3 separate regions of the Homo sapiens genome follow, and all the other regions are linked to region 3. The links are chromatin loops, found by intact Hi-C in ENCODE. Cell type or tissue: chondrocyte. All regions are shown on one strand. Each heading gives the region's core, and the rest is flanking DNA. Links, peaks and the distances in the headings are about the cores only.

Evidence for each region. Peaks named below come from ENCODE experiments on the same cell type or tissue, not always from the same donor. Only the 100,000 strongest peaks of a DNase experiment are listed, where the experiment ranks them.
Region 1: a loop joins it to region 3, with 3 times the contacts of the local background. A loop is called at or near these places in 43 of 110 quality-filtered maps.
Region 2: it touches region 3 in a loop (6-fold over the local background); 20 of 110 quality-filtered maps call a loop at or near these places.

Annotation. Positions count from the first base shown.
Region 1 is chr13:30,790,389-30,796,824 of GRCh38, forward strand. No RefSeq gene overlaps it. Among named protein-coding and RNA genes, the nearest start is that of LINC00398, 9.6 kb to the right of the region's middle. RefSeq lists enhancers at 393-3,366, 2,244-2,538, 2,292-2,808 and a silencer at 2,244-2,538. In chondrocyte, for the core only: CTCF peaks have their summits at 2,320 (motif pointing left) and 2,522; a DNase peak (open chromatin) is centred at 2,388.
Region 2 is chr13:30,464,015-30,470,450 of GRCh38, forward strand. It overlaps HMGB1 (high mobility group box 1), which reads right to left and starts at 1,922. Exons shown (of 5, transcript NM_002128.7): 1 at 1,782-1,922. RefSeq lists silencers at 346-985, 1,585-1,894 and enhancers at 1,330-2,105, 2,106-2,881. In chondrocyte, for the core only: no CTCF peak of the experiment used is centred there; DNase peaks (open chromatin) are centred at 1,112 and 1,967.
Region 3 is chr13:31,039,873-31,048,149 of GRCh38, forward strand. It overlaps LOC124903147 (a long non-coding RNA gene), which reads left to right and starts at 6,230. Exons shown (of 2, transcript XR_007063744.1): 1 at 6,230-6,338; 2 at 6,792-7,078. RefSeq lists enhancers at 5,416-6,615, 6,916-7,445. In chondrocyte, for the core only: CTCF peaks have their summits at 4,703 (motif pointing left) and 4,916; no DNase peak of the experiment used is centred there.

The DNA.
Region 1 (6,436 bases), core at 1,027-3,526, 250 kb before region 3:
CTCTGGAGACTAGAACAAATGTCCTATCTTCATTTCTCAATTGCAGACAAAAATATACTTTTCTTGTCAACCAAGAACCTGGAATGTGCCCTCTGATGATTATAGGCAGAATCCACATTCCAGAGCATGGGAACCAGGCCCATGCTCTGAATATGGTGTCCAGGCTGGCCATTGAGCCATTTTCTAGCCGTCACCTCCACAATAGGCTAATATCATCACCTGGGCCACATGTACCCTCTTTCACTGCTGCTCTATGCTTTGGGGACTACCGGTTAGTGACAATGATCTGCTGGCATTTAAAATCTGAGCTCCATAATGCTGAAATCTCCTTAGCAGTGGCATCTCATCAGAGCTTCATCTCACCAACACGGCCCTGGCAGCAGGTGGAGAGTGGCTGTGCATGCTTTGCATGTTTCCATGCACACTTCAGGGCCTTAGCAAATATAATAACTTCCTAAGTAGGACCCAAAAAATTCAGGCTCAAAAAAGGTGTGGGCTTGTGTTACAACAGATGGATTGAATGACCAGGTAAATCTGCTGCAGAGAGCAGAAATCAACCCCCCTTATTTACACCCATCTGATGTTATGGTTTTGTTTTGTTTTTGTTTTTTTTTTGAGACACAGTCTCCCTCTGTCGCCCAGGCTGGAGTGCAGTGGCACAATCTCGGCTCACTGCAAGCTCCACCTCCCGGGTTCACGCCATTCTCCTGTCTCAGCCTCCCGAGTAGCTGGGACTACAGGTGCCCGCCACCATGACCAGCTAATTTTTTTTTTTGCATTCTTTTGTTTAGTAGAGACAGGGTTTCACCATGTTAGCCAGGATGGTCTTGATCTCCTGACCTCGTGATCCGCCCGCCTCGGCCTCCCAAAGTGCTGAGATTACAGGCGTGAGCCACCATGCCCAGCCTGATCTTATGTTATTGTAGCTGTGTTATCACTGGGCTTTATTATGTTTCAAAAAAAAGATGTCATTTCTACCAAGTGCAAAAACAGCAAAGTGTATCTGCATTTTGCAGAGGCAGTTGGTGTGATAATGAGAGCGAGAGGAGATCTGGATGCAGGCAGGTCATGGTTTGAGCCAAGGAGGAGGCCCTGGGAAAAGCTCTGTCTGTTCAGATGCTCTGACCCCCATACCACACCCCTTTCCGGTCATCCAACTAAAGCATCCGTGTATGGGGGACCAGGCTGCCTCCGGTGCATATGTGCAGAACCCTGGGGTCAGGCAGGCGGGGTGCCAAGCCTCCAAGAAGGGTGGGGAGCCCTTGGGACCCGTGCTGGACGCCCTCGCTCCCGAGGGCCTGCTGGGGAGCCAGCAGGCTTCTGGATCTCATTAAGGCACAGCTGCCCTGCAGCCTGGACACCATATGCAGAGCATGGGCCTGGTTCCCATCACTTGAGTGTGGACTCTGCCTATAATCATCAGAAGGCACATTCCAGGTTTGCAGTTTAAGAGAAAAGTATACTTTTGTCCTCAATTGAGGAGCCATTCTGTTCAAAGTATTTAAGTGGTTTCCGAAGCTTAGCAACATTCCTCCTGTCTGCATCTGACCATGCAGTTTTGATTTTCAAGGTAGGCCAGCAGGATTCTTGGAGGGAACACGCCCCCCAACCCCCCATCTGAATCTGCCTGAGAGCTAACAAGTGCCAATGTGGCCAGATGAATGTGTGCTGCGCTATTTGTGATGGAGGTCCCCAGAGAGCCTTTGTGCTCTAGATCTTTATTGGAACACCCAGTAAATATTGGACTCAGGCTCCCCATTGTTTTAGTGTAGGGCTTAAATGCAGTCTCCTTCAGGCTGTCAATGTACCTTTGACCAAATTGCAGCTTGCATTCCCATACCAAATGTGGTTTCGCAGAACCCCAGCTCACTCTAACAGAACCAGCTGGGACCAGAGAGGGTCCTGGTTTGCTCTTTGTGTGCACAGCTGATTTCTCAAAGCACTAACTCACTTTTCTCTGTACATAAAGATGACACTGGGGACACCTGTCATCAGGGATCGGGGCATCAGCTGCACCCAGTCAGGCACCCACTCACCCACGTGAGACTTTCAAAGCCAGCTGGCTAAGGCTTGGGAGGTACCCCCAGGGCAAAAGGACAGCTTGTCGTTGAGTGAAGTGAACCGCCTTTAACATTTTTATAGGTTATAGCCTGCCTAGGCAGCAGCAACCAGCTATTTGATAACCAAGGGGGTGACCAGATTTCTACTGGCCAGATAACCAGAAAACTAAGGCTTCTGCATTACACCGCTTCATAAGAGAAAATAAGCATTTTAGCTACAGGGAAGCCCTGTTGTTTTTGAAAGCTGGAGGAGGTCCTCCTGCTGGCCATGGGCTTGGCTGGCCGTGGGCTAGGCTGACTCACAGTCAGAGAGCAGCCTTTGTGGCTGAGCTCAGCGGAACTCAGCGGACACCCGCACGGTGGCCCAGGGCCAGCAATAAACAAGTCAGGGCTGCTCCTGGCGCTCAGGAATCTGGGGTCAATTAGGGATCAATGGTGCCAGAGGATTTAAAACAATTGCAACCAGCCAGGCAGGCTCAGGCTGTATCAACAGTGAAATGCAGAATGTGCAGATACAATTGTACTATCCCTAAATTAAATTAACGTTCTACCCCTCGGCAAGGCATTTTTCTTAATAAGTGGGATTGCTCCTGGCCAAGCTTTAACCACTAGGGATGGCAATGACCGATGACCTAACTCGTCACTTAACCTTGGCCAAGGACACCAAAACCCTAGTCATTAGGGGACCCATCTGTGAACCTCTGTTGAACAATGAAGTCAAACCTAATCTGATTTCACCCACACCTTACATTTTTAAGCTGCAAATTTCCACAATTCTCTGACTGACAAGAACATGAGGTCTATTTGATAACCAAGGGCAATGACAGGATTTCTTTTGGCCAGATAACCAGAAAACGTAAGGCTTCTGTATTACATCGCTTCGTGAGAGAAAATAGGCATTTTAGCTCATCATTTCCTCTTGTCATTTCTCATTGTTGTGCCTACCTGGCACAATGTTAACTCTATAGAAAGGCTGACTTTTTAAAATTTTTGTGGGTACACAGTAGGTGTATATATTTATGGGTTACATGAGATATTTTGATACAGGAATGTCATACATAACAATCACAGCAGGGTAAATAGGGTATCCATCACCTCAAGTATTTATCCTTTGTGTTTCAAACAATCCAATTATATTCTTTTAATTATTTTAAAATGTATAATTAAATTATGTTTTACTATAGTCACCCTGTTGTGCTAGCAAATGCTAGGTCTTATTTCTTCTTTCTTTGTACCCATGAAAGGTTGAATTTTTAACTGCGGGCATCAGTGACTGCTAAGGATCCAGCAGAGAGGGCAGTTTGACTCAAAGAGGTGAAAAAAATCAGTGGGGTCTTTTGATCATCAGGAATCAGAAGCAACTGGAGGCAGGGACCCGGAAACCCAGGCAGGGCCACTCAGGAGAATGACAGAACCCTTCCAGGCCTCCATGCATGACAAGCTGGTATGCACACCATTTGGTTGGCTTCCTGGGTCAGAATGGGTCCTTTGTGTCCCTTCTACCATCTTTGACAGAACTGCCTTTGGTCCCCAGGCTCCAGCAATGTGGTCTGAATGGGGGTTGTCTCCCTTTCTGTGTCTCCACCTCTCTGGCCATAGTCCCCTTGAGGGAGGACACCAACCCAGTCACGGCTGATCAGGGTCTCTCCCTGAGATTTATTTGTGCTACTGCTGGTGGGGAAGAAATGTTTCTTTTTTGGCTGGGCGCAGTGGCTCATGCCTTTAATCCCAGCACTTTGGGAGGCCGAAGGAGGTGGATCACCTGAGGTCAGGAGTTTGAGACCAGCCTAACCAACATGGTGAAACCCCATTTCTACTAAATACAAAAGATTAGCCAGTCATGGTGGCACATGTCTGTAATCCTAGTTACTTGGGAGGCTGAGGCAGCTGAGGCAGGAGAATTGCTTGAACCTGGGAGGTGGAGGTTGCAGTGAGCCGCAATTGTGCCATTGTACTCCAGCCTGGGCAACAAGAGTGCAACTCCATCAAAAAAAAAAAAAAAAGAAAGAAAGAAAAGAAATGTTCCTTTTTGGAGGAGGAAGAAGAACCTCGAAGCTGCTGGTGGTCAGATTGTGTGACTGCTGGGGAAAAGGGTCCACAACCCTTTGGTGAGAATGAAGCCAAAATACAGAGAGAAGCATATGGCAGACAAGCTGGAATGTTCGGTCCAAACAGTGGCTCCCGAGGCTAGAGTACCCCCACCAGCATGAACCACTGAACCAATGAGCTTGCTTCTCTTCTTGTCCAAGTTCATGCAGCGTTTCTTGATATGACACTTGGTAATGATTTCTTAGCATTCTATATGTCATGTTACTATTATTTCTGCTGTACAATTTTGGGTACATTTTGGCAGCTAAGTACTCATTCAGATCAGCAGCTCTCCACACGTCAGGTTGGCTTGGGAAGCAAGCTTGGAAGACCAGGACGAAGGGTAGGCATAGACTTTGAGGCAAGCTTCGTAGACTATCATAGGGGTTTGCTTCTTACTATCAGAATTCAGCACTGACTCATTTATAAACCAGGAGCAAAAGAAGTGTTATTTTGATTTGCACTTGTTGAAACATTGATTATTTACCAGGAAAGGCTATAGGCAGCAAAGAGAGATCAACCTGAGATGACTTCATAATCTTTGTGACTACAGGGTTTGTCTTCTTTTGGGGGGTTCACAACCATTAACTTCCATTTCCAATGAAGAGTAGGATTTACACCAGATCAAATATCCCTGTTCTTTCCTATCTATCTATAAACCTAAATTGAGTTCAACACATACATAACACCTGAGCATGTGCTATGCTGGAGACCTAAAGGCAGCTCCTGGTCTTACAGACAGACCCATTGGTATTCCTAGTTGATTTCATCCTATTAGTTGAAAACCCTTCAGCAGACCCCACAAGGGCACTCAGAATACAGTTGTTGCTAGAAGTAGCTCTCAAGGTCCTATGTGATCTTCCGCACCACGCATGATCGCCCTCACCTCCCCTGGTGCCCAGTGGGAGCTCTGTGCTCTCTCCCTCCCCACACTCTTGTCCTCTGTGAGGATAGGGTCACACCCAGAAGCTTCTTTCCTCAGCCCCACCCCAACTATCTATACCCTACTCACCCGTGAGGGTCCCACTCCAGTCCCTCTTTCTTAAAACCTTCCCCAAGTCCAGCTCTTATACATCTTTCTGGCAGAATTTCCATAACATTTGTTTTTGAACTCTCTCAGAAAGGGACTTCTGTGATTATTTTAAACTGTAACCTTGCTGGGCACAATGTCTGCTCCTGTAACCCCAACATTTTGGAAGGCCAAAGTGGGCGGATTGCTTAAAGCCAGGAGTTGGAGACCTGCCTGGGCAACAAAGCAAAGCATCTCTACAAAGAATAATAATAAATTACTGGTTTTGATGGTGTACACCTATAGTCCCAGCTACTTGGAAGGCTGAGGCAAGAGGATCACTTGAGCTCAGGACTCTAAGGCTACAGTGAGTGAGTTATGATTGAGCTGTGATTGTGCCACTGCACTCCAGCCTGGGTGACAGAGTGAGACCCTGCCCCTAAAATAAATAAATAAGATAAACTTTAAAACAACACTGTAGGCTCATCATGTATCTGGTTATTCCTATCCAGACTCCTGGAGCCTGGCAGTGGCCGTGTCATGTGTAGGGTGTCCCATGAGTGGCAGGAAGGGCTGTTCAGGGAGCAGGGGGAGAATGCTGAGGATGGCAGGGGCACAGAGGAAGGGGAGGTGACCTCCATCTCTGCTGTAATCAGCTTCCTGGGTTCTGTTTACTGTAGGCAGCACAGCCCCTTCATCCTGTGTTGTTCTACTTTCTTTTTCTCTGCTGTCTTTCCATTCCCATGGGTTTTAATAAATACATACCTTGAGACGTGACAGAATCTATTTCCCCAATGGGCATCTATGAGGCATCAGGATGTGGTTTAGCGTCTGACCTAGTGGTGGCACCCAAAGGCATTCCCTGCAAACACAAGCCTCCTCCCTGGTCTCAAGGATCTCAATCTCTGGGCGATGTTGCTGGCAGGGCATCAGGGTTTTAAAATGGTGATATCAACTCTCTTTTTTCATAGCTACATTTCCCAACTCTGGCTTCATTCCCTAGTTCTGACACCGAGTAGCTGTAGAACTCTGAGCAGACCATTTAACCTCTCTGAGCCTTTGTTTCTTGGTGACAATAACAGTCTCTTCTTTGGCTGTTACCAGGATTAAAAGCTTCAGTGAACGTAAAGTTCCTAGCCCAGTGCCTGGAGCTTAACGGGCACACAAAAAATGTGCCAACTGCCTGCACAGGGAAATTCTGCCCAAGGGAAGCTTTAATTACAGTTGCTTTCTCTTTCTCCCAATTCAAGGATTTGCTTCCAAGACAATTAACAGACCA
Region 2 (6,436 bases), core at 1,027-3,526, 580 kb before region 3:
AAAATCTAGAACACCATTTTAAACCAACCAAACCAAAGGTCAGAAAACATGCTGCCAATTCGTGGCTTTGCACTAGATAGGGAATAAACAAGGGCCTAAGCGAGTCGACTCTTCCTAATTATGGGACCTTAAAAAAAAAAAATCACCGTGCACCGAAAGTTTCAAAAAACACCCTCTTTGCATAAAACTTTGCTCCAAAGAGGGAGCAGCAGCCAGCTCCGGTGCTCGGAACCCGGTTGGGGGGTGGCGGTGCCACCGCGAGGCAGCCTCGTTTCCTATCGGTTTGGCCCTGAGATGTATTTCTGTTCTGACTAAACACGTCCGGTCTGAAGTTTCTCCGAGTAAACAAGGATGAGGGACAAAAGCCACTCCTGCTCGTGGCTCGGTGGCCCCCTCCCCCAACTCGGGAAGTATTTTTTGGAGCCGTGAAAGTTGGGGTGACTCCTGCGCGGGGCGAGCCCCCCGCCCCTAGAACTTCGCCGGTGGCCGCGCGGCCGAGGAGAGAGGACGCGGCCCGGCTCCCAGGCCCGAGGCCGCCACGTGCGCCCGGCAGGCCCTGCAGGCCCGCGCCGCCGCCGCCCCCATTTTGTCAGGCTCGGCGCAGGGAGAAGCCCCGCTCGAAATGGGGGCTGGCTCCGCCCGCGGCCGCCGGGGCCGGCGCGCACGGAATGGCCGCTGCGCGTCTTCTCCGCCTGCGCCGCCGCCGCCGCGAGGGCGAGCGCGAGCGAGAATATGGCTCCTTCCCTTTGTGTGTGTGTGTGTGTGTGTGTGTGTATGAGAGAGTGTGTGAGTGCGAGGGTGCGGGCGCGGCGGCGGCGGCGGGCGGGGTGCGAGCCGCGCTCTGGCGCACACACTCGGCCATTACGGCCGGGGGAGGGGCGGGGGGCGCGCGGCCGGGCCCTCCCCTCCGCGCCGCTCCCCTCCCCCCGCCGCGGTGGGGGCCGCCCGAGGGCCCACCCGCCCGCCACTCCCCGTCTCCCTCCGCGCGGGCCGCGCGCCCCGCCGCCCCCGCACGGAGAACGCGGGGCTGTGAAAAGAGAGAGGAAAAAAAAAGTTGCCTCGGAACTGCTGCGCCCAGCTCCCCCGCCCGCCCGCCTTGTTTTCTCTCCAGCCAGCAGCGCCGGGCCCGAGTCAGCCATGTTCCAGCGAGCGCAGCGGCGCCGCTCCCCCCGCCGCCCGGCCGCCGCCGCCGCCGCGACCGGGCCGAGGCCGGCCGGGCCCGCACTGCCGCCCCCAGGCCCCCGCGCCGCCCTCGCCCGCCGCGGCGCCCCGCCCGCCCCGCCGCCCGCCCGGCTGGCCGCGCTCCCCGCCAGCGCCCGGCTCGCTGCGGCGGCGGCCAATGCAGCCCGGGGAAGCGCCGCCGCTGCCCTCCCGCCGCCGCCGCCGAGCCGCGCCGGCCCCGCCGCCCCGGCCGCGCTCCGCGCACGCCGCCCGCCCGAACGCCCGGCCCGAGGGCCCAAAACACGTTCAAAATTTTTTTAATTAAAAAAAAAATTTTTTTTTTTGCGCCAGTCAGCGCGGACGCCGCCGGGGGTGGAAACTCGCGGGGCGCGGGGCTCCCGGCGCCTCAGGCTGCCTGAGGGCCGGGGCACCGGCGCGGGGCAGCGTTCCCGGCGCCCGGGCAGAGGCTCGCTCCGTGCGCAGTTCCCCCCACGGTCCCCCCTCATTTGCCTTTGTGTGGATCCTGACCCGCCGGCTCCCGGCCGCGGGGATCCGGCCGCCGCGCGGGCTGGGGAGCTGCCGGAGGCGCTCTCCCCGCCGCGGCGCTGCCCCAGACTCACCCTCAGCGAGGCACAGAGTCGCCCAGTGCCCGTCCGGCTCTCACTTGCCCCGGTGCTGTCTCTATGGAGCTCAATGTACTGCAATGGCTGTGAGAGCGGGAGCCAGACGCAGCCTCCTCACTCTCTCCGCTCTGTAACATTACTCTCCAGCCAGCGCGGCTCCTATTGGCTACCGCCAACTCACGGGGCTCGCTCATTGGCCCGATACCTCCCATTGTCCTGACCAGAGCCCGTTTGCTATTGGCTGTCTCCGGGGACACGTCATCAAGGATTGAAACAGCGCGCAAATCTGAATGTGTGTGTATGCCGGGCAAAGAGGCTGAGGCGGGAGAGGCAGAGGCAGAGGCAGCAGCTGCTACGGGAAAGCAGAGCTCTATGGTGTATGTGTGCATGTGTCTAACCCAAGCCAGCCCCACACCGGAGCGGCCGCCGGAGCGAAAAGGGCCTGACTTTTCCACAAGTGTCTCCAACTCCTCAGGCAAAAGAGACACCCACAGGTCTCCCCCCCCCTTCTTGCCCCACATTCACGCCCAAAGCCGTTGAGATAAGAGGCCCCAGGCTTTTAATGGCCCTTCAAAAGTGAGGGCGACACTATGGGATCATGTCCCCTGAAAACTGGGGTCTCTGCTGGTGCTGAGGGGCGGAAGCCGCCGAGCCTCGAGCCCCTCAAAGGTCTCTGATTGCGTTACACTTTAGGTCTCTGGAAAGGCAGGGCTTCTATAAGAAAGTGACATGATCCAGCCAGCCGGGTTTAAAATACCCCTTTTCTGGGCTCATAAGCCGTCACGTCAGGCTCGCTGAGCAGCTGAAATCTTGAGTCAGTGAGCAGGCATTCAGTTTCACCCTTTTTCTTGGTTTGATCGAGTTTCACAGCATGTCTAGAACTTTTTATTTAAATACAAAGCACTGTCTTAACTTCCTGGAAATCAAATAATTATTCCATGTAATTAAAGAACAGCCACTTGGTTTGATATGGGGTACTCTAGCAGGAAATGTTTGTGAGGCCCTGGTAGAATTAGCAAATTCATTAGAGACCACATTCTAAACTGTTTGGCTATTTTATTTGACTTGGTGTGGATTACTGTTACAATCAAACGAATCCTTGTGATGCTATCTTTCCCTCCCATCACACCACTTAGTGCATCCATGTAACTGCTCTAGGATTACAGGAGTTGTAGGTATATGGTTACCCGAAGGATTAGATGCAGGCAGAGAGTGCATGTGCCCAAATCCACAGGCTGTGGTTTCTCTAACTCACCAAGCTGGCTGGTATTAATAGACATACTTACGTCTGTAGAGAAAATGTGCTGGCTGTAGTGGCCAGTTCTGAAGACTCTACAGTTATATCAGTCCTTTATGAAACTACTATCTATTCCTTTTAGCCTGAGCAGACCACGCCCCTATTCAGTTATAACAGACTTCCCTTTTTTTTCACTCTCTAATGGTATTTTGTACACTTCTAAATCCAACAACCAATTCCTCCAAATGTAACAGATCAAATTTGGAATAAATCACCTACATCGTGTTAATTTGATTTTTTATATCGCTTATAAGCATCCATAACCTAATTTATTTCCTCAAATGTATTAAACTACTTGAGAGTAAGCTTAGATAATCTTTCCTGTTTTAATGTTGATTTCTTTTTAAAAGAAAATACACTATCGGACTCAGGGATTATAGTCTTGGTGAATGGACAATATATCACACATGCACATGAAAAAGACTATAATATTAAAGAGGATATAAATTGGTATACTGCACATGCAGTGTTTAAAGATAATATATCTAAAGTTAACTTTTATGTTATTATTTTCACACATATTTACTATCCTCTGCTTCCCTCTACTAATCATTCAAATTTTATATTTTTTAAATCTAGATATTTATTTCAATACTGTCTTATCTTCTCAATGTCTCATATTACAAAATATTCATGAGAATGATTAAGATACTTTCAGTGGCATCGATGATATTAAAATTTGACGATTAGTTGAATATGGCACTATCAATATTTTCCAGGAGCAGTGTTGGCTTTGTACTGGCACGGCCATACACTTTACTGGTTGTCTATACCAGCTTGCTCCTGCCAGGGTGCATTTATGGCCACAGGACATCTTGAGAGCAATGGGCCCACACAAGGTTTCTATTTTGACAGGATGATATGGTGAGTAATAGGCACTGGAATTGAATAGACTTGGGTGCAAATCCCAGCTCTGCTACTTACTAGCTGTATGATCTTGGGCATGTTTTTAAACCTCCATGCTTCAATTCTCTCAGCTATAAAATGGAGGGGACCACAGGGTTGTAAAGATTAAACTTTTTTTAATGTTTAAAATTATATAGACCCCTTCAATCCCATAATTTAGAAAACCTCAAGTGCAGTTAACCTTGAGTTTTTCTTCATATTTTAATCTTATATGAAGGCAGTGATTGCAAATCTAGTGAATTTTTTGTTGTTGTTGTTATTGTTGTTGTTTGAGACAGAGTTTTGCTCTTACTGCCCAGGCTGGAGTGCAGCGGTGCAATCTCGGCTCACTGCAACCTACACCTCCTGGTTCAATCGATTCTTCTGCCTCAGCCTCCCGAGTAGCTGGGAATACAGGCATGCGCCACCATGCCCGGCTAATTTTTTATTTTTAGTAGAGACGGGGTTTCACCATGTTGGTCAGGCTGGTCTTGAACTCTTGACCTCAGGTGATCCGCCCACCTTGGCCTCCCAAAGTGCTGGGATTACAGGCATGAGCCACTGCACCCGGCCTTGTTTTGTTTTTTTTAAATCCTAACCTCAAACAATGCTAATCTTCCCCTAGTCTGGTGATGGTACCTTTATTTATTCCCAAGTTTAACAGAGACTATATCAGAGAGAAGAGTTTAAAAACCACCACTTGCAGGCAATTCATTTCTTATATTTGATTTTCTGTGATATAGGCAGGGAAGAACATAAAAAAGACAGAAATTTTAAAATAAAACCAACATCTTCTAGCTCTAACCCCACAATCTTGATGTTCCTTTATGATATTAGACGCTTTTCTTCTTCCACATGAATCCTTAGTCACAAGTTGACATATTTTACTTTACAGTTATTGGGTTTTTGTTGTTGTTGTTTTTGTTTTTATGAGACAGGGTCTTGCTCTGTTGCCCAGGCTGGAGTGGAATGGCACGATCTCAGCTCACTGCAACCTCCACCTCCCGGGTTCAAGCAATTCTCGTGCCTCAGCCTCCCGAGTAGCTGGGACTACAGGCATGCACCACCATGCCTGGGTAATTTTGAATTTTTGATAGAGACGGTTTCACCATGTTGGTCAGGCTGGTCTTGAACTCCTGACCTCAAGTGATCTGCCCGCCTCAGCCTCCCAAAGTGCTAAGATTACAGGCATGAGCCCTGGTACCCGGCCAAGTTATTGGGTGTTTTATCCCAAATTACAAAGTCATCCAGTCGAAGAGGCCTGAACACCCTCTCCCATGCTCAATTTAAACAACTGAATTACAGATCGTCATTAATGTACTTTATGCCCTTCCTCCATCCCCTCTAGGATAGGGGACGTACCTCTTTTCTGTAATCCTGTAATATTGTGTATATTAATTACTGCAATCACAATTGTGGTTCTCCAGTTGTATCTGCTTGTCCCACTGCACTGTACACCTTAAAGGCAAGAACTCTGTATTTTTTGTTTTTTTTTTTCTAAGACAGGTTATGGCTGTATTGCCCAGGCTGGAGTGCAGTGCAGTGGCATGATCACGGCTCACTGCAGCCTTGACTTTCTGGGACTGAAGCCATCCTCCCACCTCAGCTTCCTGGGAAGCCAGGACTACAGGTGAGTGCCACCACGCCCGGCCTATTTATTTATTTATTTGAGACGGAGTCTCCCTCTGTCACCAGGCTGGAGTGCAGTGGCACAATCTTGGATCACTGCAACCTCTGCGTCCTTGGTTTAAGTGATTCCCCTGCCTCAGCCTCCCGAACAGCTGTGACTACAGGCGCGTGCCACCACGCCCAGCTTATTTTTGTATTTTTAGTGGAGACGGGGTTTCACCATGTTGGCCAGGATGGTCTCCATCTCTTGACCTTGTGATCCGCCCGCCTTGGCCTCCCAAAGTGCTGGGATTACAGGCATGAGCCACTGTGCCCAGCCCCAGCTAATTTATTTTTATTTTTATTTTTTGTAGAGACAAGGTCTCTCCATGTTGCCCAGGCTGGTCTCAAACTCATGGGCTCAAGTGATCCTCCTACCTTGGCCTCCCAAAGTGCTGGGATGACAGGCATGAACCACCGTGCCTGGTGCTGGCTATTTTTTTTTTTGTAGAGGCAGGGTCTCTCCATGTTGCTCAGGCTGGTCTCAAACTCCTTGGCCTCCCAAAATGTTGGGATTACAGGCATGAGAAACTGAGCCCAGCCCCTATCTTTGAATCCCAAGCACCTAGCAGAGTACTTGGCATACAGCAGGCATTAAATAAAGCCCGTTGCATAAATGAATTAATAGCTGAAGGAGTACGTATTGCAAATTATTGTTTTAACCTTCCTCTTCTATCTTTAGATCTAAAAGCATTTAGGTCTTTCTAAATCAAAAGGCAGGAAAATAGAATAAGAAGCGAATGTTAGGATACTAAGATTGAGGATAGGTGCCAATTACATCTCATTGACGTAACTTAAAAAG
Region 3 (8,277 bases), core at 3,180-5,679:
TGCAGTTGGGTGGGAGACAAGACCATTGGGAGATATAAAGTGAAAGACATGAGAAACCGGTAAACTGGAAGGATTATCTACAATGGCTTTTAAAATCACCAAGAATTATGAACAGAGTAGTGTTGAGGAGAAGAATGGTGTGCAAGGAGCTAAATTCTCTGTTGAAAATCTGTAAAAATGTGAGATACAGAGAAAAAAATTTGGTCCTAACAGGTCTTTTCGATAGCTTGTCAGAGAGCCTCAAATCTTTGCTTCTTGAAGAACACGTATTTGTTTGTTTGTTTTTGTAACCTACTCAACTGTCCAGACCTTCTTAGCTAATAATTTCTATATCCTACGTGGACTGAACTGGTCTTTGCTGGGAAAAAGGTTGTCAAATCTTTGCAGATGAATATGGCTTCATGATGAAACTTCTTGGCCTCAGGGAACTTGACTTTTTACTATCTTTCCCACTTCCTCTCTGTTTGAAGAAGAAATTGACTGGCAGATTATTAAATACACTCAGAAATAATCTTAATAACAACCTTTCTAAAGACATGAGAGAAAGCCCAAATATATAGAAAGTATCTATGTTCCTGGATGAGTAAACTGGATATTGGGAAGATATCCCAAAATTAAATGCCAAATTCAATGAAATTTTCATCAAAATCTCTGTGAGATTGCTTTGGAGCTTAACAAGTTGATTCTAAAGTTCATCTGGAAAGGTAAATATGCAATAACGGCCAAGAAACTGTTGAAAAGGAATGAGAGAGAGATGGAGTGCAGTGGCTCACACCTGTAATCCCAGCACCTTGGGAAGCTGAGGTGGGAGAATCCTTTGAGCCCAAGAGTTCAAGACCAGCGTGGGCAACATAGAGAGACCCTATCTCCACTAAAAATAATAATAATAAAAAAATAGCTGTGTGCGATGGCATGCGCCTGTGGTCCCAGCTACTCTGGAGACTGAGATGGGAGGATCGCTCAAGACCAGGAGTGCGAGGGTGCAGTGAGCTGTGATGGCATCACTGCACTCCAGCCTGTGCAACAGAACAAGACCCTATGTCTAAAAGAATTGTTTTAAATTGAAGAAGGACTTGAACAATAGATAGTAAACCATGCTGTTAAGTTACAGTCAATAAAAGCAGTGAAATACTGGGGCAAAGAAGAGACAAGCAGGTCAGTGACACACCTGTTTACATTGAAAAAAATATTTGACAAAACTGACATTTCAAATTAGGGAGGAAACAGTCTAACAAATAACTGTTGGTTATTTATTTAGGGAACAGTTAAGTCCCTATACCATAGTATGTATCAAAATAAATTCCAGCTAGAATAAAGATCTCAATATTTTATAACTATATAGAAGGAGAAAATACAGGAGAATATCTTCATAACAACATGAGTGATGAAAGTCCTTTGCAAAAGCAGAACTCTAAAGCCAGAAGTCAGGGCAGATTTGACTACAACAAAACTTGAGGAATATTTCTGTACAGCAAATGATTAAAGTGTCAGAACTTCCAGGACAGGTAAAATGTATTTATTTATGTTGTTGCTTATTAATAACAACACTGTCTAAAAAAGGATTTTGGAATACTTCCAGCAGTTTATATAGAATAAAATAAAAGATTACATGTACACACACATTTATGAATGGAGGTGAAGCCTATATATATATATATATATATATATTTATATAAACACACACACATATATATGAAGATGAAGTCAATGAAGAAAACATATTTCATAATACCCTAAACACTTTTTAGAAATGAACAACACATTTCCCTTTGAGCTCCCATAACCCCAGAAAAAAGAAGGAAACAACATCCAATGTAGGCTTCAGAGTGTCTGTGAGAGAATAATAACTCATGTGCTTAAAAGACATACAGATTTCTCATACTGACACAAGAAAGAAATATTTCTAGAAGATTCCTCTGTCTTTGGAAATAAAAACACAACAAATAAGTCCCATATAAACTGACGGATTACGTGTTAAATTTAATGTAGCTACACAACATCACACAACGTCAAAGCCTTACCACGGCAATGTTAATTTCCAGAGTTTGGCACGGGCTCCACCTCTTGCATCCATTCAGCCCCTTCACTGGCTTTTGACAAGAGGTCCAACTGCACCATCACAAATCATTTTGTGATTTTCATAGACATCAGTGAAGGTTTGTGGGGTCACTGGGAAAGGTCACACCACTTGTGTCTTGCCATTTCATTCTCCACTCCTCCCACTCCTTCTTCTCTTTCCTGGCCTCCTTGTCCCCTCCGCCTGCGGTCGTCTCCACCCTCCTGCCAGCCCCACCCATACTTCAGACTTCCTCCATTGAGGGGAGCTGCTTGCCTACCCTGGTCCTGGCACCAGCCAGTGGCACCCAAACTCAAAGTGCCTACCCAAAGCAAAGGGTCACAGAAATTCCTCATGCAAACCCAGCCTCTCTCTGAGAGAAATGTCCTCACTCTCCACCTCATATGCTGGGTTTAGGGAGCCAATAGCCCTGTCTCTTCCCTCTGATGTGAGAGATCTGTGGCTATGTCTGGGAGGTCCCTGCAACTCCTTCCAGGCCACCCAGTGTAACTTAGAGCCTACTGCACAGAGGCCTCAACAGCAGAAGCATCTCCTTGCAGCCATCTCTCGGCTCCCACTCTGGTTTTATAAATAAGTTTCTTATTTTAATTATAAATCTGCACAGTGGAAGTAGACGATTAAATGAAGAGAATCTGAAATCACTCCTGATCCAGGCGAAGTAAGCAAGTGTCTATTTCCAAGACTGTTCTACAAATAGAACACAGGCCTGACACAGAGGACATGTGTCGGATTCCCCACCACACACACACACACACCACACCACACATACACACACACACACCACACACACACACACACCACAACGAGTCTGTCATTCTTAATGTCTGAAGATGAGGTTTTGCTTTTGCATTCTTTGCTTTAGTTCTGTGGATCCTGACAAGTACCTGATTCTCTACAGCAATGGCCAGGTAGGTGTGGAGGGTGGAAGGAGAGTGGAAGGCGCTGAGTCAGGGGCCAGAAGACCATCTGCCATCCTTTCAGGGAGAAGTGAGGGGGAGGGACGAGGACAGGAGCATCTGTGTCTCAAGCGGAGGCAAAACGAAGAGAGAAGCGGAAAAGGAAATGCGGCGTTGGTGAGCAAGCCATGCCGAGGGAGCAGGTGCGAGTGCTGGTTTGTCTGCCTTCTGCTCTTTTCAGTGCTTTCCGTTCAGTCCTCATGACATCCCCACGAGGTGGTTATGACCATGCCATTTGTGACAATGGGGAAATGGAGGCTCATAGCAGCTATGCAGTTGGCCCAAGGTTCTATGCCCCTAGGAGGTGGCAGAGCTGGGATTTGAACCCAAGCAGATCTGCATAGCCTCTGCACCTGCCCACGAGGCTTCACTGACTCTCGAGGAAACAAAGAGATGTTCCAGGTGACTATGTGAAGAAATGGGTCTGGGAACACAGAAGTCACTCTAAAATCACTGAAGTCAGAGTGCTGGGGGAAATGGCACATCTGGTTTCCTTCCCATTTTCAGGGGAGATTCTTGTTAATCAGGGCCAGGAGGGAGAAACCTTTTCTCTGTATTTTGCTTCAGAATTAGAAATAAGTCTTGCCGATCAAGGTGGCTCATGCCTGTAAACACAGAGTTTTGGGAGGCTGAGGTAGGAGGATTGCTTGAGGCCAGGAGTTCAAGACCAGCCTGGGCAACCTAGCAAGACTCCGCCTCTACAAAAAATAAAAAATAGAAAATTAGCCAGGCATGGTGGCATGCGCCTGTAATACTAGCTACTCAGAAGACTGAGGTGGGAGGATCGCTTAAGCCCAGGAGTTTGAGGCTGCGGTGAGCTATGATTGCTCCAATGCACTCCAGCCTGGGTGACAGAGGGAGACCTTGTCTCAAAAAATAAATAAATAGGCTTAAATGCAAATTCCCTTGGGAGGTGGTGAAGGAAACACAGTGGAAGGTGAATGACTGGATATCCTAGAAGAACAGGTTTGGACTGGACAAAGACAGGAGGGCACCAGATTCTTGAATCAAGGAGGGGATAGAAGAATGAGAAGGGAACACGCAGACATTGAAATCCAGCTGGCCCCAATTCCTAATTTTGCTCCGGTGTTGCCTTTCTCTCTACAGGGCCCCCACGTGGTGGGAGCGGGGATGATCTGGGAACTGCCCGGCTCCAGGGGGCATCCACACAGCCTACGGCTCGGATGGTGCCCCTGGATGTGTGCTGTTCGGCTTCCAGGCCTGGGACTCCCCCAAATGGACCCCGGCACAGGGACAGGATGAGTAGGGGAAGCCCGCCTTGGTCACTCGTGCCCGGTGGTTGCTAGCCCCAGCAACTGCGTAAACGGGGCTCCCTGGCTCTACCCCTCTCCGTGGCTGCCCTTCTGGGTGCAGCCCAGCCTGGTCACTGCCCTCCACCAGGAGCCAGGGAACAGGACCCGGGCAGGTACAGCGGTACCACCTGTTCCTTACCATGCAAATTTATTGGTAAAAATGAACTTTTTTCATTGTTCAGTTTTTCAAACGATAATTTCACTTCATCCTTCTGGCATATTATGCTAGTAGCAATAACTGGCTAGTCCCTACACCTGCCTTGGCGGCAGCGCATCTCACTTGTGTGAAAGGCCTGCACACTTCAGGTGGATGTAGAACAAGCCCTCCCGCTGGAGGCGCGATCATTCACTGCCCCCTAGTGGACCAGATGTGCATGAGCCAGGATCCGTGCTTCCGCTTTGATGTGGGCTCTGAGCAAATCAGAGCTGCATTTTATTTCAGTAAGTTTTCGGCCTCTGCTGCTTTAATCTTTGTTGCTAGTGTCTACGGTTCTTAATTAACAGCCCTGAAATGGAATAAAATGTCAATCAAGGGTGACTCTGTGTAAAGCTATATTTAAATGTTAAAAAGTCGTGACATTTTCAAACAGTATTTCAGGCCTCATTTGATGCTCATTTTAAAAATCAAATTTTCATTAGGTTATAAAAATGCTTAACGTGAACGTCGCATTAAAGAGCTCATGTTGGCATCTAGCATAGCCTCAGGTTTTGTGTAAGAGAAAAAACGAGTTTATTTATAAAGCAGAAGCACTGACTGCCTGCCTTATCACCTAATCTGTCACCTAATCACCTTTTGGTTTTCAAGGTTTTCACAATTTGCATGCTTCTTAATTGCCATGTATCCTGGCAATCAGGGGCCCAGTCATACTCAGCATAAGGAAAGCCACCTCTGCAATACGCTGACAACAGCCAGGGGAACTTGGTTTGTCACCACATGCCACAAAGGCTGTTTTGGTGCGTGACTGTCCTTGGGTCAGCTTTAGATTTGTAATACCTGGCCCTAGATCATGCAGTTGAAGATCTTTCGATAATATTCACCTGCATTACATTTGACATACTAAGAGAACTGTTTCTGTAGAAGGTTAAAACACTGACTTTTCTACCCTTTCTGTTTTCTCATTGCCAGGACTTGAACGAATTTGGAACTGTTCCAGAGCTCATTGTTCTCACCTTGTGGCATAACTTAGGTAGTAGGGCAACTCCCTTACCCTTGCCTGGACTCTTACTATCAAAGCCCTCCATTGATAAGGTCTAGGCCGACCACACCCTAAAGCATTTCTTGTATGTATGGATTTGTTTCTTACCTATACCTGAAGAATGGCGCTGGTGAGGTACCACCTTTGGGAGAATTGAGAACATCATCCCTTAGGTAATTATCTGTGCTTTGTGGTTCAGATGAGTAAACTAAGCCCAGAACAGTTACAAAAGGAATGGCATCCTGGGTGAGATCAGTGAGGGGGATATGCTGTATCCTCCCGGGGACAGCCTTGTTCATTTAATCCATTCATTTCAGGCTGACTATGGAGTAGACCTAGCCCTGATGATAGGAAACTTCCAAGAGTTGGTGAGAAGGCTTTGGTGTGTCCACACAGAGCAGAACTGAAATTTTTCCACCCCATTGCAGATCAAACACCACAGCAAGTGAAGTGCTTCAGAGTCCTTCCTAAGCAAACTGTAGTTTTCCCCAGAATGTCACAGGAAGTGCTGCTGGTGATTCATCAGGTTAAAGTGCTCCTTGTGAGTCAGAAGTAAACGGAAGCTGCTGCTCCGTGTGGAGGGCGAAGAATCGTGGCTGGCCCTGAGGGTTCCAGGGGTGGGGTGGGGCAGAGCTGCTTACTAAACGCTTAGAACGTTCCGGTAACAACACTCGAATGGCTGTTGAACACAGTGAAACCCTTGCCCATGGAAACTTCTTAATAAAAGAATAAAAATAAAATAGGCTTGGAGATACAACTTACCAGAGGGAAACCAATCAGTAGAGCTGCATTTCCCGTAAGTCCCCATTGCAGCCCAGGGAAGCCCTCTGGCTGCCTGTTTTTATCAGTCACGCCAAAGGCCCATCGGGTGCCTCCAGTTTACCTGACTTGGTTTAAATCAGTCAGTTGAACTGGGGCTGAGTGGTCATCTTGTCTACGCCCTAGCCTCTACAGCCACTAACTTCAGGATATCATCTCTAGCAAAGTCCTCAATCCAAGACTGAACTGAATGCTAGGAGTAGGGAAAAGGGAAGGCAAAGTAGGGTCATGGCTGAAAGCTAAGCATCCATTTTTATCTACTTGGGGAATTTTTAAATCAACTAGAAATTCAAGATAAAACACATTTGAAATGACTTTAATGTGCGCATTTTTAAAAAAGGGACATAGAACACAACCAGTATTGCTGCTTTCCACACTGATACTGCTGCCTTATTCCCCTAAGATCACCCACCCCCATCTCTTCGGGTAGGTGTGTGAAGTGACACAGTAGGAAGACGGGCAGAGAAAGAGCCCCTGTTCCAAGCTGGCCGTCATTCAGCTGAGAAGACGGCTTTCCTGGAGGCTCCACGCACACCATGCCGCCGCACCCTCTCCAGCTGATCTGTGGCCAAGCTGCCTCACGGGCAATACCGAGCATGTTTTATATAAGGCTTTCAAAGCTGCTGCTGCTGCTGCTGCCACTCCTGCAGTGGCTATAACCTGGCCTTCAATGTCTCTGTCTAGACAGATGCATGATTGAATAAAGGATTCATCCAAGCCCTGTGTCACATTGGCCATCTGGAAAGTCGCCAACCACTCGTTTAGCAAATTGCTGTGTTTAAATGCAGCTGCTGTGTCTCAATGTTTATGCTACCAAGACAGATCACATGATTCCTCTTCTTTCATTTATCTGCACCGCTCCTCTTAATCTGCCTAGGAACTTAAAAGGCTGTTAATGCATGACAAGGCACTTGACCCGCGTGATTTCCAAGCCAAGGGGGAGCATCCGTCTTGCACTGGGTCGTCCTTTCCTCAAACGCAAGGGCACCTTGCCTGTACTCCCGTCTTAATGAAGGCTGCCTTTATTAAGAATCCCATTAAGCTCCACAGTGCCCAGCCATCCGACACTGTAAATATGACCCTTTAGAAATGCATCCAGGGGCCCTGCGCAAGCAGCTGGCCTGGTAGCGAGCACTTGCCCCAGCAGTCGGGAGGGAAACTCAGACCTCAGCTCTCTGTAGAAGGAAGGGCATTGTTTGATGGGTTGATGCTTCTCTCCTTTTTGGAAAGATGAATTACAATCTTTGGCAGATAATGTCAACAAAACCCCTGAGATGATTTAAATAAGAGTTGGAAGCAAAATGATTTCAGAATAGCAATGAGCTCTTAGGCATTTTACCTTGGTTTTCTTATTTTTAAGGAGGAAAAGGAAGGAGACAGCCGAGGTTAAGCAGTTTGTCATCTGGATATCACTGGTCACTTTGGCCTGGTGCTGATTGTTATGTTATTTATCAGGGCAAATAATTTTGGTGACCACTGCTTACATAAATTGCCTGCCTCTTTTGGGGGTCACAACATTATTAAGTCTGGAAGTCAGAAGCCAAAATCAGTGAGTGTTTATCAAAGGAATATCATGTTCTCAGTCCTTAGCTAGGCCCATTGGAAAAGCAACAAAATAGCACAATAAATGATCTGTGCCATTAAATCCTATCAGGAGACGAAAAGAAACAAATACAGGAGAATCTAGCACAGTGAGGAGTGAGGATGTGGTCTTTGGAACCAAATCCCAGATGCAATTCTGGGGTGTTCACCTTGTGAGCCTCAGTTTCCTCACTGGCAAGAACAGGTGGACATATCTCTCTCCAAGTTATTTTCAGGAGTGATTGAATCAGTCTTTACAACAGTAAGAACCCAGTGTATTCTATTAGTGGTAGTCAGAGGGTGTGGGATCTTGACTGTAAATGCTAGAGGAATTC